5 separate regions of the Homo sapiens genome follow, and regions 2, 3, 4 and 5 are each linked to region 1. Evidence: chromatin contacts called from ENCODE Hi-C or POLR2A ChIA-PET data. All regions are on one chromosome and are shown on one strand. Each heading gives the region's core, a stretch centred on a gene start or an enhancer-like site at or near the end of the contact. The rest is flanking DNA. Distances are from core to core; before and after follow the strand shown.

The links. A loop is a pair of places that touch in the nucleus more often than their neighbours do. ChIA-PET counts read pairs that join two places held with the same protein, here RNA polymerase II (POLR2A). Pooled maps may share reads with other maps.
Region 2: a pooled map shows a loop between it and region 1 (8-fold over the local background). The contact joins the promoter of TMEM183A here to the promoter of MDM4 in region 1. A Hi-C loop is called at or near these places in 1 of 37 single-sample maps with no recorded cell type and 10 of 50 pooled maps. POLR2A ChIA-PET finds 5 or more read pairs at or near these places in 1 of 52 experiments (PC-9).
Region 3: a map of CD8-positive, alpha-beta T cell shows a loop between it and region 1 (3-fold over the local background). The contact joins the enhancer-like site here to the promoter of MDM4 in region 1. A Hi-C loop is called at or near these places in 2 of 168 maps with a recorded cell type or tissue (CD8-positive, alpha-beta T cell and naive thymus-derived CD4-positive, alpha-beta T cell), 16 of 37 single-sample maps with no recorded cell type and 9 of 50 pooled maps. POLR2A ChIA-PET finds 5 or more read pairs at or near these places in 3 of 52 experiments (CD4-positive, alpha-beta T cell, MCF 10A and OCI-LY7).
Region 4: a pooled map shows a loop between it and region 1 (2.9-fold over the local background). The contact joins the enhancer-like site here to the promoter of MDM4 in region 1. A Hi-C loop is called at or near these places in 1 of 50 pooled maps. POLR2A ChIA-PET finds 5 or more read pairs at or near these places in 2 of 52 experiments (AG04450 and activated B cell).
Region 5: a map of naive thymus-derived CD4-positive, alpha-beta T cell shows a loop between it and region 1 (5-fold over the local background). The contact joins the promoter of ELK4 here to the promoter of MDM4 in region 1. A Hi-C loop is called at or near these places in 1 of 168 maps with a recorded cell type or tissue (naive thymus-derived CD4-positive, alpha-beta T cell), 3 of 37 single-sample maps with no recorded cell type and 11 of 50 pooled maps. POLR2A ChIA-PET finds 5 or more read pairs at or near these places in 1 of 52 experiments (CD8-positive, alpha-beta memory T cell).

What each region holds. Positions count from the first base shown.
Region 1 is chr1:204,513,502-204,518,437 of GRCh38, forward strand. It overlaps MDM4 (MDM4 regulator of p53), which reads left to right and starts at 2,905. Exons shown (of 11, transcript NM_002393.5): 1 at 2,905-3,008. RefSeq lists enhancers at 1,387-2,298, 2,159-3,358, 2,299-3,209, 2,648-2,777, 2,788-2,867 and 1 more.
Region 2 is chr1:203,004,520-203,009,455 of GRCh38, forward strand. TMEM183A (transmembrane protein 183A) reads left to right here and starts at 2,855. Exons shown (of 8, transcript NM_138391.6): 1 at 2,855-3,055; 2 at 3,255-3,344; 3 at 4,124-4,291. The coding sequence starts at 2,947. It also overlaps the pseudogene MGAT4FP. RefSeq lists enhancers at 658-1,432, 2,074-2,203, 2,207-2,981, 2,982-3,754, a cis regulatory region at 1,184-1,533 and a silencer at 2,914-3,163.
Region 3 is chr1:203,318,048-203,322,983 of GRCh38, forward strand. It overlaps the pseudogene RNU6-487P. Among named protein-coding and RNA genes, the nearest start is that of BTG2, 15 kb to the left of the region's middle. Within about 2 kb of position 3,069, at least 24 of the 41 ENCODE cell types and tissues checked have a DNase peak (open chromatin) inside an H3K27ac peak, as active enhancers do; they include CD4-positive, alpha-beta T cell, CD8-positive, alpha-beta T cell and OCI-LY7, where a contact is called at or near this core.
Region 4 is chr1:205,666,668-205,671,603 of GRCh38, forward strand. All of the region lies in intron 1 of SLC45A3 (solute carrier family 45 member 3), which reads right to left. Among named protein-coding and RNA genes, the nearest start is that of SLC45A3, 11 kb to the right of the region's middle. RefSeq lists enhancers at 2,510-2,589, 2,600-2,679, 3,350-3,911. Within about 2 kb of position 3,049, at least 7 of the 41 ENCODE cell types and tissues checked have a DNase peak (open chromatin) inside an H3K27ac peak, as active enhancers do.
Region 5 is chr1:205,630,761-205,635,696 of GRCh38, forward strand. It overlaps ELK4 (ETS transcription factor ELK4), which reads right to left and starts at 1,251. Exons shown (of 5, transcript NM_001973.4): 1 at 872-1,251. RefSeq lists enhancers at 299-718, 1,329-1,638 and silencers at 729-918, 1,009-1,158.

The sequences.
Region 1 (4,936 bases), core at 1,655-4,154:
ACAGAAGGGAACTCCGTCTCAAAAACAAAACAAAACAAAACAAAACAAAATAACCACACACATAGAATTAGCTGGGCGTGCTGGCGGGTGCCACCTGTAGGATTATAAGATTACACCTGTAATCCTAACACTTTGGGAGGCCAAGGTGTGGGGGAGGATCACTTGAGGCCAGGAGTTCAAGACCAGACTGGGCGACATAGTAAGACCCTGTGTCTATTTTTTTAAAAAAATTAGAAGATGAGCAATTACTCACAAATCAGTGTCAACCACGATGGGAAAAACTCTATTCTTCACCATGGCCTCGTCAACATATTTATCAACGTTTTGTTTTTTTTGATTGACTGAGATAGAGTCTGGCTCCATCACCCAGGCTAGAGTGCAGTGGAGCAATCTCGACTCACTGCAATCTCCTCCTCCGGGTTCAAGCAATTCTCCTCCCTCAGCCTCCCGAGTAGCTGGGATTATAGGCGCCTACCACTGCACCCGGCTAATCTTTTTTGTATCTTTAGACAGTGTTTTACCATGTTGGCCAGGCTAGTCTCGAACTTCTGACCTCACGTGATCCACCTGCCTCGACCTCCCAAAGTGCTGGGATTACAGGCATAAGCCACTGCGCCGGGCCCTCGAGATTTTAAATGAAGACGAATTAAAGATGTTGGTCAATATTTTGCCCAAATTGAAAAGGCTTATCTCTCTTAACCTAGAGGAGGTTAACTGCAGCTCATCAATCATTGCACTTACCACATTCTTTTTACCTGGACAGTCTGATTCCTCCACTAGACAGATTTCAGGTCTTGTTTTGGAATCCTCTAGATTGGTGCTTGGCACAAGTAGGATGCTCAGCTAATTAATTTTTTTTTTTTTTTTTTTTTTTTTTTTTTTGTAGAGATGGTGTTCTCGCTTTCTTGCCCAGGCTGGTCTTGAACTCCTGGGCTTAAACGATCCTCCCACCTTGGCCTCCCAAAGGGTTGGGATTACAGGTGTGAGCCACTGCACCTGGCCTCAACAAATACCTGTTGATCTCACACAAACTGAATTGCATGAACAGATCATATTCCAAGGCTCCAGGAGACATTAGGAAAGGATCCAAACTAACCAGATGCTATTTAAAAGTTACAAAAAAAAAATTCCTGTTGAAAGTTTTAAAAAATACTAATTGCACAAAAGGACAGGGGAAATAGTTGACAGTGGTTCACCTAAAAAAGCACCCTTGACCTTTTTTTTTTTTTTTTTGTGAGTGAGGTGGTTGCAGATTTCTATGAAAAAGAAGTTAATTCTTCAGCTCCTTAATGGAACCCTGGATCTCCCAGCTATGCAGGAGGTTATGCTAGAAGTAGAACAAAGCGGAATGTACAAATTTAAGGAAGGTTACTGCCCTGTGTTCTTTTGCATGGGTCTGTATCTAGCATTGGGAGCCAGGTTTTGTTGTTGCTTATTGGGAGAGATAAGAATGGTATATACACAAATAACTAAAAAAAAAATACGTGGTAAATGCTAAAAGACAGGTGCAAAGAACACTGAGATGGAGCTTTCTTGGGTTACACAGCCAGTTTTAATGTTTCCTAATATAGAAGAGCTTTCAACAAACCTCTCAGGCAGGCTGTCTTCAAATGACATTACTTCCCCCAAATACCTAATTTCATTTATTTCAGAACAACTCTAAATGTTAGAGGATTTTCTGAGCTTAAAAATACTGCCTTGTAATTTCTATTGGTTTTAGTTCTGCACTTTGGAGAAGAGAATAAGGCTCCGTTATTTCCAATATTATACTATTCAGTTATTTGAAGACAGCTTCCAATTTCTATGCTCAACCCTTTCCCTCTTTTTTTTTTTTTTTTTTTTTGAGATGCAGTTTCGCTCTTGTCGCCCAGGCTGGAGTGCAATGGCGCTATCTCGGCTCACTGCAACCTCCGCCACCCGGGTTCAAACGATTCTCCTGCCTCGGCCTCCTAAGTAGCTGGGATTACAGGTGACCGCCACCATGCCCCGCTAATTTTTTGTATTTTTAGTAGAAACGGGGGTTTCGCCATGTTGGGCAGGATGGTCTCGAACTGCTGACCTCAGGTGATCCGCCCGCCTCGGCCTCCCAAAGTGCGCTGGGATTACAGGGGAGAGCCACTGCGCCCGGCCTCCCTCGTTTATATGCAGGTTAAAAACTCCCTTGAGCCTTCAACTATTTCTTTTTCTTTTTTTTTTTTTTTTTTGAGGAGTTTCGCTCTTGTTGCCCAGGCTGGAATGGCGCTATCTCGGCTCACTGCAACCTCCGCCTCCCAAGTTCAAACGATTCTCCTGAGTAGCTGGGATTACAGGCATGCGCCACCACACCCGACTAATTTTGTATTTTTAGTAGAAACAGGGTTTCACCATATTGGTCAGACTGGTCTCGAACTCCTGACCTCAGGTGATCCGCCTGCCTTAGGCCTCCCAAAGTGCTGGGATTACAGGCGTGAGCCACAGCGGCTGGTGCTTTCAACTATTTATTTGACATGGCTTCAAGCTTCCTTGCCACCCTAGTGCCGCCATCGCTCCGTTTCCCTTCCCTACCACCCTTGGGGAGTAAGGGTGAGGACTGGGGAATGGCAGAGGAAGCGTAGTTTTTCCGAAGAGCTGAAGGCAGCCTGTGATTATGACCTTAGCTCTTCCTCTTCTCTGTTTTCTGATCTCCTAATACACGTCTGTAAATATCACAAGACCCTGCAAGTCCCTCACTTATTATCTCTTCAAATCTGACGACTTTCAACCGTTCGGGCCCCACGACTCTCTCCCCGGACTAGGATCTACTCTATGGTAGTGAGCTCAGCCTTTCTAGCTCTCTAGTCCTCCCATTGCTCCATCTATGGTTTCCGGAGGCCTCACCGGAAGCCCTCGTGTGAGGCCGTGTGGGAGGCCGGAAGTTGCGGCTTCATTACTCGCCATTTCAAAATGCTGCCGAGGCCCTAGGATCTGTGACTGCCACCCCTCCCCCCACCCGGGCTCGGCGGGGGAGCGACTCATGGAGCTGCCGTAAGGTGTGGCTCTTGGCCTTCGTCGGCGGGGTGCCGGGAGCGGGAGCTGGAGAGTGAGGAGCAGGCGGCCGTACCGCCAGTTGTGCGGGTAGCGGGCGGGAGGAGCTTGAGAGGTGGGTCGGGCGGCGTGGGGAAGGCCGCGCCAGGCGGAAGAAGGGCTCGGGGGGAGGGGAAGAGTTGTGGGATGAGGGCTCGCGGAAGATAAAAGTGGAGGTGGGGTGACGTGAAGTAACTTTGGCCAACAGGTGACAAACCTAAAGTCGACGTAGTTGGATTGAGTTTAACTGGACACAACATTTGAGGACTGTTGAGGCAATTTGGAGAAAGGAGGTGGGAGAGAGGGAACCGGGTAGAATGACATTGACGTGTCTTAAGTTTTTAAGTTAGTTTTTAGGTCTGCGGACAGTCTACCTTAGAGGCACTTGAGTGCTTGTTTGAAAATGCTTGTTTTGGCTTGGCGCGGTGGCTCACGCCTGTAATCCCAGCACTTCAGGAGGCCGAGGTGGGTGGATCTACCTGAGGACAGGAGTTCGAGACCAACCTGGCCAACCTGGTGAAACCCCGTCTCTAGTAAAAATACAAAAATATTAGATGTGTGTGGTGGCGCATGCCTGTAATCCTAGCTACTCGGGAGGCTGAGGCAGGAGAATCACTTGAATCCGTGGGCGGGGGTTGCAGTGAGTCGAGATCGCGCCACTGCACTCCAGCTTGGGCTACAGAGGGAGATTCCGTCTCAAAAAAAAAAAAAGAAAAAATGTTCGTTTTGGGGCCACACTGAAACCTACAGACAGTATCGAGATGGGGCTCAGAGAAATATATTTTAATGAGCACACCTCCCAGTGATTTTTGTATACCTTAAAGCTTGAAAACCACAGGTTTTTTTGGTTGTGTTTTTGTTTTGTTTTTGTTTTTTTTGAGTGGAGTTTCGCTCTTTTTGCCCAGGCTGGCGTGCAGTGGCGCGATCTTGGCTCACTGCAACTTCTGCCTCACGGGTTCAAGTGATTCTTCTGCCTCAGCCTCCCGGGTCGCTGGGATTACAGGTGTGCGCCACCACGCCTGGCTAATTTTGTGTTTTATTAGAGATGAGGTTTCACCAGGTTGGCCAGGCTGTTCTCGAACTCCAGACCTCAGGTGATCCGCCCACCTCGGCCTCCGAAAGTGTTGGGATTACAGGCGTGAGCCACCGTGCCCGGCCGAAAACCACAGTTTAAAAGCAACACCCGGAGAAAATGCTGCAGCTCTGTGCTGTTGGCACGTGGAACTAGTATCTGTCAAAGATACTTGGAACCTCTTGGTGTTAAGTATTACTGTATCTCAGTTTAGATTTAGTCTTCTCTCTCCTCATACATTTTTTTTTTAATAGATGGGATTTCGGCCAGGCCCAGTGGCTCACACCTTTAATCCCAGCACTTTGGGAGGCCAAGGGGGCAGGTTTGCTTGAGTCTCGGAGTTCGACACCAGCCTAGGCAACAAACTGAGCCCCATCTCTGCAAAAAATAAAAAAATCAGTGTCATAGAGCGAGCTTCCAGTCCCAGCTACCCAAGAGACTGAGGTGGGAGGATTGCTTGATCCCAGGAGGTAAAGGCTGCAGCAAGCCGGGATGGAGCTACTGCACTCTAGCTTAGGCGACAGCGCGAGAGCCTGTCTCAAAAAAAGAGATGAGGTCTCACTGTGTGCTCAGGCTGCAGTGCAGTGGCTATTCACAGGTGTGATCATTGCACACTACAGCCTGAAACTCCTGGACTCTAGGGATCCTCCTGCCTCAGCCCTCCGGAATAGCTGGGACTACAGGCACAGGCCACCGGCTGCAGTTGGTTTTTTAAGATTCTATAACAATCGTTAATCTTTAATTAAAGATTTAATCTTCCCAGTTTAATCTTCCCACTTTAATCTTCCCTGCCGTCCCAGGTCCTGTAGAACACCTACGTTC
Region 2 (4,936 bases), core at 1,605-4,104, 1.5 Mb before region 1:
AGAAATAAACAGTTTTGGGAACTAGCATTTCTTTCATCCAATGCATTAAAATAGTAATTATACTGCTGAAAAATGAGACAACATTCTTGTTAAAACCCAAGTTTTTTATAGTGACATTGTAATAGGGTTTATGTTTCTTGTAACTTTGATTTCCTCCAGAATCTGAATGCCTGAGTGTTTTCAACAGGGTGCCACATGAGTAGAAATCTACATCTATGTGAACCTTGTGAAATTTTTATTACACTTTTTTTGGTCTTTTTTTTTTTTTACCTTTTTGTGGAGAATGGGGTCTTGTTGCCCAGGCAGGTCTCAAACTCCTGAGCTCAAGTATTCTCCCGCCTCCACCTCCCTAGGTGCTGGGATTACAAGCGTGAGCCACCATACCCGGCCATGAATTTTTTATTGATAACGTTGTGAAATGAGAAGCCTCAGCACTTACCATCTGCATTTTGAACTGGACTACAAACATGAATTACATATAAATAGAAACCTTATTTGAAAGAATTTTCTTTTGTTAACAGCTTATTAGACATTTGTTTCATGTTGTAACTTTAGATAAATTAAATTTGAATATTTCATAATTGTAATCAATTCTCTTCAGCTTCAATTTTAATTCCTAATTGATTCAAGCCTATTAGCAAGATCCCTGGTGGTAGTCTGTTACATAATGTTAGTAAAAGGCCTGAGGTTTTTCTCCTAACAAACTTGGTGCCAGCTCGTTAGACTGAAAATAAGATACTCTCTGGTAGATCCAGCGGATTGGATGCCTGGGTCCTAAGTTTCCCAAGCCAGGGATTATCACCTTTTAGGAGCTGCAAGGAAGTTAGAAGGATAAAGGAGAATAACTTAGGAAACCAAATAACTTCTTATGTGTCGCGGTGATACTTTTCTTTTTTTTTTAATTTATTTATTTATTTACTTTTCATGCGCGTCTGTGTGAAGAGACCACCAAACAGGCTTTGTGTGAGCAATAAAGCTCTTAATCACCTGGGTGCAGGCGGGCTGAGTCGGAAAAGAGAGTCAGTGAAGGGAGATAAGGGTGGGGCCGTTTTATAGGATTTGGGTAGATAAAGGAAAATTGCAGTCAAAGGGGATTTGTTCTCTGGTGGGCAGGAGTGGGGGTCGCAAGGTGCTCAGTGGGGGAGCTTTTTGAGCCAGGAAAAGGACTTTCACAAGGTAATGTCATCACTTAAGGAAGGACTGGCCATTTTCACTTCTTTTGTGGTGGAATGTCATCAGTTAAGGCGGGGCAGGGCATTTTCACTTTTGTGATTCTTCAGTTACTTCAGGCCATCTGGGCGTACACGTGCAAGTCACCAGGGATGCGGTGGCGTGGCTTGGGCTCAGAGGCCTGATAATACTAGCCCAGGGTCCTGCTCCCTTACAGTTCTGTAATCTTCACTCAGTGACTCGCTTCTGTCTCAATACAAAGGAAAGACGTTATTTTTTCTTTTTCTCCTTTTTTTTTTTTTGAGGCAGGGTATCGCTCTGTAGCCCAGGCTGGAGTGCAGTGGCGCAATCATGGCCCACTGCAGCCTTGACCTCCTGGACTCAAGTGACCTTCCTGCCTCTGCGATAGTTTTTCATGGATGCTTCTAGTAGTTTTTTGGAGGTATGGTGTGTTAGGAACAAACTGCCCCAAAAAGCTTCTTGGTACTGCCGACACTTCCCCCAAACCTCTCCGTGCTGCTCACTCCTCCCCCTAATGCTCTGCAACTCTTCTCCTTCCCCCAAGCCTCTTTACACTTCTAAGTCCTTATGAAGCCAGCAGACTTCACTTATCAGACCTTGCTGCAATAAACAAACCCCAATTACAAATCATCCGGACCGCACAGGGGAAGGTGATGGGAAGCATAAACAAACTTTACCTACACCCTCCTGTAATAAACGTCACAAGCTAATATGTGGCAAAATTAACCAGCAAACAACCCCAGGGTCTCTCTCCCCCATATAAACCCCTCATTTTGTAAGCTCAGGGGTGCCTCCTCTGTCTGTGGTGGAGCAGCCGTCAGGTTAATAAACTTCCTCGGCTGACCTTGGGTCTCTCTTTCGTCCTTTCTCTCGGCTAACCTTATATGGTGATAGATTGGAAACTTTTTTTTTTTTGAGACGGAGTCTTGCTCTGTCGCCCAGGCTGGAGTGCAGTGACCCGATCTCAGCTCACTGCAAGCTCCGCCTCCCGGGTTCATGCCATTCTTCCGCCTCAGCCTCCCGAGTAGCTGGGACTACAGGCGCCCGCCACCACGCCCGGCTAATATTTTGTATTTTTAGTAGAGACGGGGTTTCACCGTGTTAGCCAGGATGGTCTCGATCTCCTGACCTCGTGATCCGCCCGCCTCGGCCTTCCAAAGTACTGGGATTAGGGGCGTGAGCCACCGCGCCCGGCCGATTGGAAGCTTTTAAGAACTCCTTCTCCTATTTTGAGAATTCAGAAATTTATTTATAGCTTTCGTAAAATAGAGTGAAGACTCTTACAGACCTATGTTAGACTAGCAGGCGCTCAGTCTCTGTGGTCCGAGATAGAGCACGAAGATGACAGTGTATATGCATTTTGGTGCTGAAGTGGACCTGGAGTGTGGACAGAGGAGTTACTAAGAAGAATCCCGGAGACCAGGATGTAAACTCTCAATTCTAATCAACACAGGTGTGGGCTATGGTTCTGAGACACCATTCATCTCACACGAGGTACGGCGATACGCGACACCACCCAGTACAACAGCTCTCTCTCCACCTGGAACCCGGACCCAGCTTGATTCGCGGGTGCCGGATGATGACGTATCCTTGCACCTGGCGATGATTGGTTCGCGTGGAGAGGCGTCGTCCGACAACGCGACTCGGAACCCGGACCTATGTTCTCGCGAGAGTTAGCGGCCTCCGGTGTGGGATGGCCGCGGAGCCGGGCGGAGCTGGCTTGCGGCTCCCGGGGCCGGCTCTCCGGCCGGAGACATGGCCCGGGGGCCCGGCCCGCTAGGCAGGCCTCGCCCCGATACGGTCGCCATGCCCAAGAGAGGAAAGCGACTCAAGTTCCGGGCCCACGACGCCTGCTCCGGCCGAGGTGGGCGAGGGGGGCAGGGGCGCTGAAACATTTTGGGGGCTGGCGGCTGGGAGGGGGCTGGACCGTGCCGAGGTGAGCGCTCGCGTGCCCGCGGCTGGAGGGCGGCTCGGTCCGGGGGCCTGCAGCGAGGAGGAGGTGTTGGCGGGGAAGACGCTGACGAGAGAAGGCCTCTTCCTTGAGGGTTGGTGCTGTGTTGCAGTGACCGTGGCGGATTACGCCAACTCGGATCCGGCGGTCGTGAGGTCTGGACGAGTCAAGAAAGCCGTAGCCAACGCTGTTCAGCAGGAAGGTAAGCTTTGCGCGAGCCTTTAAAGACTCATGCCGCGAAGACAGAACTAGGTATTTTATTTCTGTTTTTCTTGCAGTCCTTTAGTCGTCTTCCTGTAACCGTGTTTGCTTTCGTTAGTGTTAACTTACATATTGGGGTGGAGGAGGATTAGTCAAGAGTAGCAGTTTCTGTAGCAGAAATATTTTCTTTCTTTCTTTGCATTTAAAAACATGTTTGCATACTTTTTAGTTTCCACTGCATTCTTCTTGGTTATTAATCTCTTTGCTGTAGTTCACATGTTTTACTCTGCAGTTTGCTTCCTTGTTTAATAACCTTGGAGTGTTCTTTTCCTTTTCTGGTGTTTCTCTTGCTTTCAGTCTGTTTACTCATGGGTCTGAGACTTGTGTTTTATGACACCTACTGCCTCCAGCTCAGGACCAGGATTAAATTGGATTCAATTTGTCTCAAACATTTCTCTGTAGACCTTATGAGAATACAAATCAGCTTTTATCCTGCAGGGTTTATAGTGGAAAAATTGTACACACCTTTTTTCTTCAGGGCTGAAAAAAGGAGTTTCTGCAACTTTGGAGTCAGTTTGCCCATTGCTTTCCTTTTTTTTTTTTTTTTTTGTATTTAAAATACTAAAATCTTTATTTTTTTTGGTGACAGATTCTCACCTTTCTCTCTCAACGATGTTTTTTTTCCCCCCTTTCCTGAATGGATGCTGATACCTTGGCTAAGTTGTTTGTATTTCTGGGTGGAGCTGTGTGCCATCTCATTCTCCTTTTATTTTCTTCTAGTAAAATCTCTTTGTGGCTTGGAAGCCTCTCAGGTTCCTGCAGAGGAAGCTCTTTCTGGGGCTGGTGAGCCCTGTGACATCATCGACAGCAGTGATGAGATGGATGCCCAGGAGGAAAGCATCCATGAGAGAACTGTCTCCAGAAAAAAGAAAAGCAAGAGACACAAAGGTATGGAGCTTGTTCTCTTTTGGTTTATTAGACCTGCCTGTGGTGACAAATTGAAGATGTTACTTTCCCAGTAGCACAGGAGGAGATATAAGACGTGATACCAGGAGAGTTTAAAGAAAACTTGGCTCTCCCTAAGAACCTTGGTAGTGGGCCGGGATTTAATACACCTGGGCTTTCTTTTTTCTTTTGTCTGAATTCGAGAGGGAAAGAGATTAGTACGTGTTAGTAGAGTTCTGGAGCTGTGAACTGGACTCTAGTAGCCCTTCATTGAGAACATGTTATTATCAGGTAAAAACCCATAAGGCAATGTGAAAATAAAAGGCCTTTGCATTTCTGGATTTCTGAATGTGTAAGGAAGCAGAGATGTAACCAAAAAATGTTTTCCAAAGTATGTGGATTTTACGTTAACTAGTTTTGTTACACACAAACATAGACATTATCGTGGGCTTTTAAGTGCTCTGCAATTAGTAATGTCTGCTTTATGTCTAATAAGTATTGTGGGAAATAGAAAAGTAGGTGATTTTTTTATATCCTAATGGCAATGAAATGTACACAAATGAAACAAAGAATAATAAACTGATGATAATATAACGTGCCAAACCATCATTCAGATTCTGGGTTTTCCTTCAGACTTAATGAGTCAGA
Region 3 (4,936 bases), core at 1,819-4,318, 1.2 Mb before region 1:
TAATGTGAGAGAGCCTTCGTTATCAATTAACTCCCTAAATGGATTTACCCAAAAGGTAACAACCTGGAGAGAAGAAATCTGGGCTGATGCCAGGAAAGGACTCTGGCCCCAGTGGCAGGAGAGGGAGAATAGATTCCACAGCTACTAAACGCTGATTTCTATCCAGAGAAATCCTTCCTAGTGTCTACTTTGGAGGCTGGCTGGGGGCTCACAGAAATGGCACTGGGGTAGGAGTTGTTAGGAAATAGGGGGCCTAGCTTCAGGGCTGACAGTAACTTGTAATAGAAGTCTTCGATATCTTGAACAAGTCCCTTCTCCACTCTGAGCCTCAGTTTTTGTCTTCCTTCTTCCTTTCTTTCTTCCTTTCCTTCTCTTTCTTTCTTTTTCTTTCCTTCCTTCCTTCCTTCCTTCCTTCCTTCCTTCCTTCCTTCCTTCCTTTCTTTCTTTCTTTCCCTTCCTTCCTTCCTTCCTTCCTTCCTTCCTTCCTTCCTTCCTTCCTTCCTCTCCTCCTTCTTCTTCTTCTTCTTCTTCTTCTTCTTCTTCTTCTTCTTCTTCTTCTTCTTCTTCTTCTTCTTCTTCTTCTTCTTCTTTCTTTCTTTCTTTCTTTTTGGAAAGTGTTTAGTTTATAAATCATCTTGTGAAAAATCCACAATGGCTGCAGCCTTGCACCACCTTTTCTCCTTCATGAGCCTCAGTTTTCCTATCTGTAAAATGAGTCACCTGTGCTAAATTATCTCTTACCATTCTATTTTTGTTTCCATATGGAACAGGAAAAAAAAAACAACCTATTTCTTCTGCTCTATTTCCTGCCGGCACATAACCCAGGTCTTGTCCTCGTAACATTCATACAACAGCCTCCTGCCCTCCCTGCCCTACCACCGGACTGACCATCATCCTAGCACAACGCAAACTCTATTTTCTTTTTTTTTTCCCAATTTTTTTATTTATAAAAATACGGAATGCTTCACAAATTTGTGTGTCATCCTTGCGCAGGAGCCATGCTAATCTCCGTATCGTTCCAATTTTAGTATATGTGCTGCCGAAGCGAGCATGCAAACTCTATTTTCATCATGCCATTCCCTTCCTGCAGACTTTCTTTGCCATTCTGTATTCCTAAGATGGGAATCCCAGGCTCTCTCAGTCTTTCCAACCCCAAACTCCTTGTGCAGTAGCCCAACCAGGCCAGAGCCCCTCACCGAATTCTCTCCTGCTCACCTTTCCTTGCAGCTCTGCTGACATCTGCAAGTTTCTGTACTCTGCCAATTGATGTGGCACAAATCACTTTCTTCTAGGATGTGAGCACCTACTGTGTGCTGAACACTCACTATTGCCAGGGACTCCGCCTGGTATTTTACACACAGTATCTCTACTGTTTTTTTGAATGCAGTCTCTGAGATCTTATGACCTCAGATTCACGGATGAAGAAAGCAAGGCACCAGTAACTAGAAGAGGGCAGTGGTGGAAATGGGTTTAAAACCTATGTGCGCCTGTCTCCAGCATCAATGCTGTTTTCCCTTACCACTGCCTCTTCAGGATGCCTTCCCTGAATAATTCCACTTGTCCTCTATATACATTCTTACCTCAGGGGTTTCCAGCATTCATGCATATGGTTTAAAACTGCTCACATCTTTATGACATATTTCTTACTTCAGAACTCCTTAAGGATGTATACACATAGTTTATTACTGTTCACACTTTTATAGCAAACACAGTCAGCACATTGCTCTGTGTGTGTGTGTGTGTGGGTGTCTGTGTGTGATGGAGTCTCGCTCCTTCACCCAGGCTGGAGTGCAGTGGTGTGATCTTGGTTCACTGCAACCTCTGCCTCCCCAGTTCAAGCCATTCTCCTGCCTCAGCCTCCCAAGTAGCTGGGATTACAGGCACGTGCCATCACACCGGGCTAACTTTTGTATTTTTAGTAGAGACAGAGCTTCAACACAATGGCCAGGTTGGTCTCAAACTCCTGACCTCAAGTGATCTGCTGGCCTCGGCCTCCCAAAGTGCTGGGATTACAGGCGTGAGCCACCGGGCCCGGCAGCACATTGCTTTGAGTTGACGTCTGGTGGCTCTGCAAGCCCTTCTCCCCTCTCCAACTGTCGTCACTCACACCTCCATGGCAGGAATCATTTCTATTTCCTTTTTCACCTCCATGTGCTTGTCTACCATTCTGCACGGAGCAGGCCTAAGTACACTGACCATTGGATGACAGATACGGGTTGAACAAACTACAGTGTGGTCCTCAGGTAGCTGTGGGGCAAGTGTCCCCTCCTCACCACCCCTCCATCCTCCCACTCTAAACCTAAAAGGAAAAGTGCTCTATTTGGGAGTCTCCTAAGAGGGAGTGAAGGAGCTCTGTAAGCTAAGCCAGCCTGCATACATGGTTCCCGGCACAAAGTCTACACACCAGTGAACACGTTCTTGGGTGGATGCTGGATGCTGATGGCAGGGCTTCATTTGATGTTGGTGAAGTCAGTTCTACCCTGAACCTCAACAACTTGAAATCATAAGCAGTAAATAGGCAGACACAGATGGAGATCTAGGTAAGTTTGGAAATAACTGAAGACTTATCTTTGGAATGAGCTTTCACATTACATGGGCGGGCTTTTACATCACGTGGGCTGATGAAGACTGATGATTCAGTCTTCATGCCTGAACCACGGGTTTACTTTTACATGGTCCACAGAGGTTCAGAAGCTCTGGCTGAGGCTAAGGAGGCAAAGCCTTCTGAGGAGTCTTTCCTGTATGATTGCTCTTGTTCTCACTCAAGGCAAGCTGGTGCTAGACAGGGATGATCCCTTTACTGTGTATGTGTTAGTGGGGGACTGAGAGGAGGATGGTGCATTTCAGCAACTCAGCTGTTAGTTCCCAGCAGCTGGTGGGTGCCATGAGAAGTGCAATTAAGCCCCTGACCCCCCTCCCCCAGCTCCTCCCCAGCCTAGCTACTCCCTTGCAAACCCTTTCTTCGTGGGCAGAATGTTCCCTTGCCAGCTGCCTGCTCCTCCAGGTGTTTCCTGTACTCTCTATTTACTGGCTGGGGTGGCTGAGGGTGGAGAGAGGGAGTCTGTTTTGGTTTCCTGTTAGCCAATGGCAGTGGGTGTGGGGAAGGCTGGCGCTCCTGTATCTAGGGGGAGCTAACCACAAGCAGCAGCTGCCTCCTGACACCTGCCTTTCTGAGAGCATGTAAACAGTTAGGGGACGAGGGAGGAAGAAGGCCTCCTGAGCAGGGCAGACACTTCTGTTCGGTCAGGCTGGAAGAGGTCATTTCATAAGCTCCCAACCTCCATTCTTTCCAGGGGGGAAAGGGTGGGGTCAGGTCACCCCAATGACCTCAGGCCTCCCTGGACTCTAATCTCTACATGAGAAGCCCAGGTAGTACTGGGTCTACCTCCACTGTCTACCTGCCATGAAATGGATGGCACTGCCTCCCCAGGCAAAGGCCAGGAGTGGAGAGCGAGACCTTGGCAAAGCCTCCATTTCCTTACCTGAGACCTGAAACAGCTACACATTCCCCACCTTCACCAAGGTCCCCAAATCCAGCCAGCTTGGTGCAGAGACACTGTCACGGGTTTCCCCCTGGCCACTCTTCCCAAGAAGGCAGGACAGTATTTTTGGTTTGTTGCAGTTTTTCCAATCCAGTTGAAATGATACACTTGTCTATGTATGTGTGATCCTTCCCTTCTTTCCTTCCCTCCCTCATCCCCTTCCCTCCCCTCCTCTCTCCTCCCTTCCCCTCTTCTTCTCCCCTCTTCTCCCACTTCTCCCCTCCTCTCCCCTCCCTTCCCTCCTCCCCTCTCCTCTCCTCTCCTCTCTTTTCTCTTTCCTTGACAAGGTCTCACTCTGTCACCCAAGCTGGAGTACAGTGGCACCATCTTGGCTCACTGCACCCTCAAATTCCCGGGTTCAAGCAATCCTCTTGCCTCAGCCCCCGGAGTAGCTGGGACTACAGGCGTGCACCACCACACCCAGCTAATCTTCATATTCTTTATAGAGACAGGATTTTACCATGTTGCCCAGGCTGGTCTTAAACTCCTGAGTTCACGCTATCCACCTGCCTCGGCCTCCCAAAGTGCTGGGATTACAGGCTTGAACCACCATGCCTGGCCTCCTCAGAGCAGTTCTATAGCATTGACATTATTACCCTTAGACTGTAGAGGAAGAAACAGGCTCAGAAGGTTAAGCAAAATTACCTATGGGCACAGTGCTAGTAACTGGCAGTCAGGCTTGAATCCAAGACTGACTGAATAAACAAGAAAAATTATAGCAAACAACCCAGGGTTTCTTATGTTTCTTCTTGTCACGCTTAGTGCTCTTGTCTTCTGGATTCTAGGAACTTTTACACAAAGCCACAGTTCACTTTGCAGATAGCCTACATAAGATAAGCAGTCTGACATCCCAGTCTTACACATCTCTTATGCCCAAGCTCAGATCACCTCTCCTCTGTGAAATCATTGCCATTCATCCTAATGTTAGGTGATGTTTTAAAAACCTGCTGAGTTCTTACAGCAAGAAGCCACTGCTCCCTCCCACTGTGTGTCTTCCATGGGTTTCTTTTTTGTGTATATGTCATATTTCAATTTAAATATAAGGTCCTAGAGATCACCTCTGATGTTGCCCAACATTCACACAGCATCTGCATCTAACACAGTACCTGGACATGAAGCTGAAGCAAGAGGGACTGAGGAGACTAGATAGTCTAGATGCTTTAGGGAAGCCTCTCTTTTACCCTTTGTCTCACTCCAATTGGAGAAATCCCAGTTCAATACAGACTGGCCAGCCAGATGGGTTGCTTCACCCTAATCAGGAATTTCAGCTGCTGACTTCCCAGCCCTGGTACAAAACACAGGAACTCCTTGTGTTCATTGTGACCCACTTCCTTACTGGAGCCTGCTCAGGGTGGAGGCTTAGGTCTCAGTGGCTTCTCTTGTTTTCACAAAAG
Region 4 (4,936 bases), core at 1,799-4,298, 1.2 Mb after region 1:
TGGGGCACACGGCCTCCTACGGAGGTGGCATGAGAAGGGGTGTAAAATACTGACCCATACTGTCTCCAAAAGGAAGGTGGAAGGCCAGACCTCAGTCTTAGCTGAGCTGTCATAGGTTCAACTTGAGCATCTCATTGCTGCATTTCCACAGTACCCCCAAGAAGGAAAGCAGGAGACAGCACAGAGACCAAGAGGCAGTGCTATCCAGCCTAAAGGGAGGGGTTCTGCGGCCAAAGGCTTCCAGCCCATTCCACTCCCCACCCTTGTTCTGGGAGGGCCCTGAATGCTAACCTGCTCTGGGTTTTCAGGAGACCAGGTCCTCCCTGAGCAAACAGAGACTTTGTTAGACCCAGCCTCGCCTATAACCTGCACCCATTCTCTAAGTCCTGGCTGCTCCCTATTGTTTAAAATAAATTGCAGGCCAGGCACAGTGGCTCACATCTGTAATCTCAGCACTTTGGGAGGCTGGAGTGGGATGATGGCTTGAGGGCAGGAGCTTAAGAACAGCCTGGGCAACATAGAAAGACCCTGTTTCTACAAAAATAAAAATAAAATAGGCCAGGTACAGTGGCTCATGCCTGTAATCCCAGCACTTTGGGAGGCCAAAGCAGGCAAATTACCTGAGGTCAGGAGGTTCGAGACCAGCCCGGCCAACGTGGTGAAACCCCATCTCTACTAAAAATACAAAAATTAGCTGGGCATGGTGGCGTGCGCCTACAATCCCAGCTACTCGGGAGGCTGAAGGAGGAGAATTGCTTGAACCTGGGAGGCGGAGGTTGCAGTGAGCCGAGATTGTGCCACTGCACTCCAGCCCCATGACAGTGCGAAACTCCATCTCAAATAAAAATAAATACATAAGATAAAAAATAAATAAATAAAAATTAGCTGGGCATGGTGGCATGCACCTATAATCCCAGCTACTCAGGAGGCTGAGGTGGGAGGATCTCCTGAGTCCAGGAGTTCGAGGCTGCAAGTGAGCTATGATCGTGCCAGTGTTCTCCAGCCTGGGCAACAGAGTGAGACCTGGTCTCTAAAAAATAAAAAAATAAAAATAAACCACAGCTGTCCAGCAACCATTAATCACCCCACCTGCCTTGCCCCTCCCTTAATCAAGTTCCCAGGCCCCCCAGGAATTAGCAGGATCCTTCTTAGCCCACATGGGAAAAAGACAAAAAGAAAGAGGTAAAGAGAAGAGTGCCCCCCACCATCCTCCTACAGCCCAGATAGCTCATTAGTAGCCTCCCAGTTCCTGGGGTGCCTTTCTCCAACGCCCCCCATCCCCACCCAGAGATTCTTTACCTGGTAACTTGGGGTTGGGCCAGGTGGGGAAAGGATTTGACTAGGAAGGGTGCAGGCTTCAAGCACCCCTGTATTCTTTGGTGGCAGAGTCCGTCCTCCCTTGTTTGAGTTCTACTCTGCCCAGCGGGTCCAGAGTCCTCTTGATACCCCCAGACTTTACTCTTCCCAGCCCGGAATTGCCTGAGAAGTTCCAAGCCCATAAGCACACACTACCCTCCAAAGCCCCCTTTTCTTATCCTTGCATGCTTTCCAGTGCCCCAGTCCCTGTCATTTCATCCCTCCTCCAGGGTCCTCGGGCTAAGGAGACCACAGAGGACTCCTGAGCACTAAGTCCAGCTGCTCGCCATCCCCGCTCCAGGGCCGCCTTCCCTGGAGCACAAACGGAGGAGCCCAGCCTTTCTCAGTTGTCAGGCTCAGGGAGGTCAGAGAACAAGAAGTCTTTCAGTACCACTTTTCTGGCCACCACTCCCATCAGCAGCCTCAGGGCAAGCTTCTTGCCAAAGCTTGCAAGTGACAGATCAGTGTTGGAACCCCGCCTCCTGCCCCAAGTCTGCGGAACTCCCCTGTCCTCCTGGGGACAGGGTCCAATTCTCCCTTACACCCTCCAGTCTTGGAGATGCTTCTAAAATCCTCCTGCCCTACTGCTCCTGGAACACTTTGGCAAAGACAAGATCAACCAGAAGAGCCAGCCTCAGAGCGTTCACCTGGCAAGGAGTGGGCAGGAAGAGGAAGGAAGTAGAGGGGCTGACCTCTCAGAAACGCAAGGAACAGGCAGCCTTCTAGGACAAGTCCCTCTCAAGTTCCAAACATCTCCCCTCCTCTCTGGGCCCAGCAATGCCAAGACAGCAAGAAAGCTGGAGGAAACCTAAGGCCTCTGGGAACCTTTCTGGAGCTCTGCCCCAGGTCATCCTTCCTCATCCTTGGGGGAAAAGAATCAAAACCCAGAGAGACCAAGGGCCGTGGGCAAGGTCAGTGAACCTGGATCCCCGCTGCACCCCTCCAGGTACTGGGAGATACATGCCCCTATGCATCCCAATATGTGACACCCCCAGGGCTGGCTCCCACCCCAGCAAGAAAAGGGGCCGGGAAATGTTTACCTAATGAATGAATGGCTAAGAGCAAGGGGTGGCAGTAGAAGCAAGGGTGAGGGCTTAAGTCCTCCTCCTCCCACGTGCTCGCCACACACCGAGGACTTTGCAGGCCCAACTCCAGAGGGAGCAGCTCCTATGGGCTCAAAGGTGGTGAGTGGCTCAGATAAACCCTCCTGGACTGGAAAGCCCCCACTTCAGACCAGACCCCAAAAAGGGAGTTTTGGGGGAAATGAAACTGAGCAACAGGAACAAACTTGGCCTGAACTTTGTCCAAAATACAGAAGACAGAGTGGCAGAGAAGGAGGAAAGCTGACCCGAGCCCACTCCCTGGTAGCTCCCTAAGGGAAGGGAGGGTCAGAGGGGGATGTATAAAGAGGTCTTTGAGGGCTTTCAAAGGGGCTTCTGCCACCCCGCATGGCTGAGGTGGAGCTGGGGGAGCAGATTCCCTCTACTGACAGACAGAGGCCCGTGGAAGCCCAGGCTGGGGGCAGCCCCCACCCCGGGCCTGTGTCATGCAGCAATTCTAAGGCTTCTTTATGCAGGCCAGCGTCAAACCCCACCCAGGCACATCAAACGGCTGTAGCCCCCACCCTGACCCCGCAGGCTCAGCGACCCTGCGTGTTCCCTGCACACTCACAAAGACGCTCTGCTTTCTCCCAGGCTCCTCAGAAGCGGCTCCTCTCCCCTTCACAGCCACCCCGCAGCCCTCCCCACAGAAGGGGAAATCGGGGGCTGGTGAGGCACGAGGAATAATGACTCAGCTGAGGAAAGCGGGTGGGGTCACCCTGGGCCAACCTCCCGGACACACACCCCACCAAGGCTGCCCTGCCCCAGGTCAGTGAGATGGCAGAGAAGGGGCAACCCCAGCACCTTGCTCCAAACTGAGCTCTCCAGGGTCCTCTAGGTTGGGGGCAGGGAGTGGACCTCTCAGGTCTGGGGGTTCCCCAGCCCTCCTCCCCATTACCCACCCCCTCCTCGCCCCAGTCCCAAGGGACCAATGCTGTCACCTTACCTAATGAAACCTGGCACACTGACTGCACTCCCCACGAGCCCCACCCTCACGGCAGCTCCACGGGAGCCTTGGGGACACCCCAGAAAGAGCCTGCACTAGCCAGGAGACCTGGAAATGAGCATTCTTGTGAGACAATGCGCTCCCCATCATGACAGATCCCCTTTGTGAGGGGTGCCATGTGCTTGGGCTGCTGGGGAGATGGTGGGAGGGACACGGCATTAGACAACCACGGCTTTGGTGACTCCCAACCCACTCAGTCTTTGATTCTCTGGGGCCAAATATTTCCAAAGCAGTGAGGGTCTCTGCTTTCCCCAGTCTTGCCCTAGAAAAAAACAGTGATTTGCAGAAAAAGCGGAGGCCCACGACTTCACAGGGCTCCCAGGGGAACCTGAGGACCCCACTCAGAATGAAGCCCCCCCACCTCAGGGACTCCTAAGAAAGAATAAGGGCCGGCAGTGGGACGGGGGACCCCAGCCCCATCCCGGACTTGCTCCCTGGTGCCTGCCTCCCCCAGGGCCTGGAGGCCAGGGATTTAGAGTTCGCCCTGCTGAGCTGCCTTTTCTTCACCGTTACTGGAAGCCTTCTGCTTAGCAGCTTGTCAGAGAGGGTGAGGGGGCTGCAGGCCGGGACACAAAGGGGGATTAGGGAGAAACCTCTCGGCCTGCAGAGTAATCCATCAAACTCTCTCCGGCTGCCAGCGCCGGCCCCTTCCCACTCAATTCCCCTTCCAGCTGCTGCTGGCCCCCACCCCCTCCGGCTCCTGAGCCCGTCACTTCGGGCAGCAAAGAGAATCCCAGGCCCTAGGGGGGCAGAGGGGGCACACCACAGACACTGGGAAAAGGGCAATGGCTCCCTCCCCCCACTCACCCCCAATGTGTGAAAACCCAACAGGTGGCTGTGGCGCGGTGGAGAGTGGCTTTTGTTGCCCTGTCTGAGAGCTCCAGTCCAGCTTTGGAAAGGAAACAAATGCCAGAGGAGATTGGGGGAAGGGGAGGGGAAGGGACAGAGGGGCAGTCCCTGGAGCCAGCACTGCCCTCCCCTCCCCTCTCCTACCCAGTGACAGGGATTCTGGGGCTGGCTGACCCTCACCTTGGCCAGAGTCAGTCCTGGACAGCCTAAGCTAGGGCTGAAGCATGGGGACTCTCCCAAGGGTCACCTGGCAATCCCATGGTGACAGTCAATACAGACACACATTCTGACTCCAGGCACCTGGGCCTCCCAATCACACTTAGTTTCTGAGAACAGCTGCAACCCAAGGTCACACTGGGCATGCCCTCCAAACCAGGACCAGCAGTGCTCTTCAACCTGGAGCTCTCTTCCACCCGAGGGACCACAACCCTCTGAATCCTGACGTCCCCAAACCCTGGCAGACTCTGCAGGCTGACCTGGGTTTGGGTGTCTGCCTGACCTGGGTTTGCATGCCAGCTCCACCACTTATTATAATTGCATGAGCCTGTAACTTGACCTTCCCATGCCTCAGTTTCCTCATCCACAATGAACAACAGCAGGCCGGGCACGGTGGCTCACGCCTGTA
Region 5 (4,936 bases), core at 1-2,500, 1.1 Mb after region 1:
TATTGAATCATACTACATTTTAATGAAAACACCGCTGCCAAACCTAAATATTGAAGCACCAAGTTTTCCAAGCCAGGGGGTGTAGGGGGTGGGAAAAGACGACAGAGGATCTGATCTATCAACCAAAGAGATGGACAAACCATTCTGATGAGGCATAGAACTCCAGAATCTTTATTTAAATTCCCCAAATTTCAAATAGCAATAGCTGGAGAAAAAGTGAAGTGTGTACTTTTGACTACTTCAGTCAACAACATCCCTATTTCCTTCCAAGGCCAGTTACTATCCCGCCCCGAAAGATGTTTCCAATTGATCTTCCCAGGAATGAAGTTACCAGCCTCGATGCAGCTGTGCACAAGGCGGAAAGTAAAGAGGGGCGGGGGGCCGCTGGAGCGAAAGAGAAAAAGAAATGAAACTCGACACCGGATGACTAGCGAGCTAGGGGAGAGGAAGAAACGCGGACGGCCGCGTGTGCCCTACAGGAGATCAAAGTCTGGGGGAAGAGGTGCAACCTCACCGGGCCTTGGTAAGCACTGAATTACTGTACTTTCATTTTCCAACTTCCTGTCACTACAGAAAATGAGAATTGCTCCCCTCCTCCCCATCCACGCCGAAAAAATCGCCGCCACCTTTCGCCCACGAGACTTCGGGGGACCAAGAGGCGACGAGAGCTGAGCGGTGCGCTGCGGCGTCCACCTGTGCGCCGCGGTGCCCGGCGGGCCGGGGGCGGACCCAAGGGGAGCGCGCGCGCCCGGCCCCGGCCCCCGCCCCCACTTCCTGTTGTGCCGCGCGCCCCTCGGCCCCCGCCCCCGCTCCCGGCCGGTGGGGCTGTGGCCGCGAGATCCCGAGGGGGCGCGCGGGGCTGACCGCTCACCGACGCCGCGCGCGGGGCTCCCCCTCGGTCTCCGCCTCGAACACGATGCGCCTCTCCGCCCTCAGCCTCCTCCTCACGCTGGAAACTCGAGGACGGCGCGGCAGCCGCTGCGACCCCCGCGGCGGAGCCGTAGAAGGCGGCGGCGGCCAAGCCGAGCCCGCCGGGTGCCCGCAGCCGCCCGCATCTCCCGCCGCCGCGGCTCCTGGCGCCCCGCCCTCCCCGCCCCCGCACGCGGCAGCGGCGGCGCGGGTCTTGGGGCCGCTACACGCCGGGCGCGCGCGTTCGGGGCGTTCCTTGCAGCGGCGGGGCCTGCCAGGCCCTCCGCGGCCGCCGCCACTCTCAAACCCCCCGACTGCTCCTGGGTCCCTCCCAGACGCCGTAGTCGCTACACGTCACTTCCGGGGGAGGGGCTGCGACCCTAAGGGGTGTCGTGAGCCGCGTCTGCCAGCAAACCCGGGTTTGGTGTGGCCGGGGGATGTAGCTCGGGCGCCTCCTGGAGTCGTCTCGCCGCTCTCCGTCGCGTTCGGTGCGGTTGCTTCCAGGTCCCTGAGGCGCCCGTCCGGAACCCGCCAGGACCCAAGCTGCCGCCTGGGCCGGGACCTCGGACTCCTCAAAGGCGCGCCACTTTCTCCTCGGTTGGAGGGAAGAGGTGGCGCTCGCAGAGCAACCTGCGGGGGACCACTTCTGTTGGTGCTAAGCTTTGGGGAGAGTCTCCTCCCTCCTGTGTCCCTCGTCCTCCTTACCACTCGCTGTTAGAAGTTGGGGCCGTCACAGCTTTCTCATCGAAGTGCCAGATCCCAGGACACTACAAACGCTTGATAAATACTAAATTAGCACTGTGGCTTTCTAGCCTGGGGACTGACAAATGGAAGCGCTGGAGTCGTGGGAAAAGCTTGCCCTGACGATGGAGGCAGCGACCAGAAATCCATTCGTGGCTCTACCCCTCACTAACTCACCAATTTTAAGCAACCTTAACCTCTCTAAAACAGTCATCATTTATAAGGTGGAGAGAACCCAATCTTAGAGTTGTTGTAATGATTAAAGAAAATAAGGTGCATGAAACACCTAGCAAGAGTTTCTAGCTTAGAGGTTCTCATTAAGTAAAATTCTTAAGGAATCAGGTCACACTTGATACAAGAGGCTACTTGAGCAGTTTAGCACCAGAAGGAATGTAAAGTCATAAATTAGGACAGCTGAACAAAACCTCCAAGAAATAAATTAGGTGTTTGTTTAACAAGAAACCAAAGAGAGGTCAGTGTCTGAGTTACTGGTTATTCGAGGCCATTTACTAGCTGTGTGACCTGTAGTGAGTTGCTTAACCTTTCTGGACCTCAGTTTCCTCATGTAAAATGACGATAATGAGCAGCATTGCTGAGAGGATTAAATGAAGTATAGAGCATAATGTACTTAGTGCATTACCTAGCACATAGTAGATACCCAGTAAATCGTGGTGTCATTTATTTTTGCCCCCACAATTGAATGTATAGTTAATTGAACTCACTGAGTGAAATGTGATTCTGTCATCCTTTTGTAGGCTTTTGGAAGAGAATCATCACTTCCTTGATTTCCAGCCTCCTCTTCCATAATACAGAGTAATTATAATCCACAAAGGTAGCTATTCCTGTAAAAACAACTCTACCAAAAGATGTTACCTTTCCAAAATTAGTTTTACCAAAGCATGCAAACATATTAAGACATGTTTTATAAGGAACATGCAGTATCTGAAAAGCACTAGCAGTCTTGGCCCCTAACATAAAATTTTCCTTGCAACAAGTTCCATCTTGGAAACCAAGAAAAAAAAAAGTATTAAGGTAGGCTGTTTAGGATACACCTATTGGAAACATTTGTTTATAAAAAGATTTCATTTTAAAGCCCCCTACCAAGAACAGTTAAGGGTTGTGGAGATCTGCACACTACGCTGCTCTGTTCAAACTGGCAGTAAACATCTGATTCGGCCTTAGGGCCAGTAGTTGTGTCATATCCCTTTTAGACTGAGCTTACGGCATTGTCAATTGCAGTGTATTTTTGGAAAACAGCCTGCTTTGGGAGTTCTTAAATTAGTCATAGCAAATCTGTCTGCTTTTAAATTGACTTTTTTTTAAGGCGGTACATATTGACAGAAGAGAAAGGAAGAAAAGTGGATTTCTAATTAGAGAACTTGAGGGGAAAAGTTAATTAATGTGCCTGGTTTTCCCACTCAAGATTCTATAAATACACAATCTCTCTCCATGGTTCCTCACACAACAGATGGTTCTGTTTGTGCAAACTCCATGGTAGTTACGTTGGTCAACCAAAAAGACTGCTTTTTCGTTATCTTGTTTGGTCACTTTCCCACCAGATAGATGGATTCCTGATCTTAGCCTTAGTTACTCAGAGCCATCCCAAAGAAAATTTGTAGATTTTATTACAATGTTTATTTATTTTTTTGAGACAGAGTTTCGCTCTTCTTGCCCAGGCTGGAGTGCAATGGCGCAATCTCGGCTCACCGCAACCTCCGCCTCCCGGGTTCAAGCGAGCCTCCTTCCTCAGCCTCCCAAGTAGGTGGGATTACAGGCATGCGCCACCATGCCCGGCTAAATTTTTTTGTATTTTTAGTAGAAATGGAGTTTCTCCGTGTTGGTCAGGCTGGTCTCGAACTCCTGACCTCAGGTGATCCGCCCGCCTCGGCCTCCCAAAGTGCTGGGATTACAGGCGTGACCCATCACGCCTGGCTTAAAATGTTTAAATATGTATTTTCTACCTGGCCTGCCCTAGATTTTGTTTTTTGTTTTTTGTTTTTTGTTTTTTTTTTTGAGACAGAATCTCACACAGTCACCCATGCTAGAGTTACAGTGGCACAATCTCGGCTCACTGCAACCTCCGCTTCCCGGGTTCAAGCGATTCTTCTGCCTCAGCCTCCTGAGTAGCTGGGACTATAAGTGTGCACCACCACGCCCAGCTAATTTTGGTATTTTTAGTAGAGACGGGGTTTCACCGTGTTGGCCAGGCTGGTCTCAAACTCCTAACCTCGTGATCCGCCTGCCTTGGCCTCCCAAAGTGTTGGGATTACAGATGTGAGCCACCGGGCCTGGCCTAGATTTTTTTTCTTAATCACTGCAGTTAACTCAGCTCTGCAACCCCTTGCCCCTAATTTAATTACATTTCCTATCCCAATAACACCTAGTTATGATCATTACTTCTCAAGGCAACTTCCTCTTCCCTCTCTTTATTTCACTGCTTCATCATTACTCCCAGTCACTATCCCTTTTTCCTAAAGAAGTGTTTCACGGATTTTTGACTGACTAAGCAAGCATGGAGCCATCCAGTTGCCTGTTACGTCTTTCAAGCAATATCCTGTAGCACGTGACATTAAGAAGAGATATCTTTTAAGTCAAAGACAGCACCCACAACCCCAGGTGGGGACAAGTGTGGAGCAAATTGCAACATGACTGAGAAGAAAGAATAAAAATCTGGGATATCTGGGTTCTAGCCTTTGGGTCTCCCTAAACTCAAAACTTGAACCTCCTGAGAAAATCCTTGCGACTTACCCTTTCTGGGTTTCACTTTCAACATCTTTAGAAATAAAAGAGACATACCTTTCACTTCATGTCTGTAATGGATAGACTAAAAGAAAAAGGCAGTAGGCTGGTTGTGGTGGCTCACACCTGTAATCCCAGCACTTTGGGGGGCTGAGGCAGGTAGATCACCTGAGGTCAGGAGTTCAAGACCAGCCTGGCCAACATGGTGAAACCCCATCTCTGTTAAAATACCAAAAAAATTAGCCAGGTGTGGTGGCAGGCACCTGTAATCCCAGCTACTCAGGAGGCTGAGGCAGGAGAATGGCTTGAACCCGGGAGGTGAGGGTTTCAGTGAGCTGATACCGTGCCACTGCACTCCAGCCTGGGTGACAGGAGCGAAACTGCGTCTCAAAAAAAAAAAAAAAAAAAAAGCGGTTGATCAAATGATGCTTTGAACTCTTGGTAAATAGCCCTATTGCTGTTATATTTGTGTGGACTGAGATCTTAGATAGAGGTAAAGTTATCTTTGAAAAGAAAACTCTGGCTAGCTGTATATTGAATCTGGCAG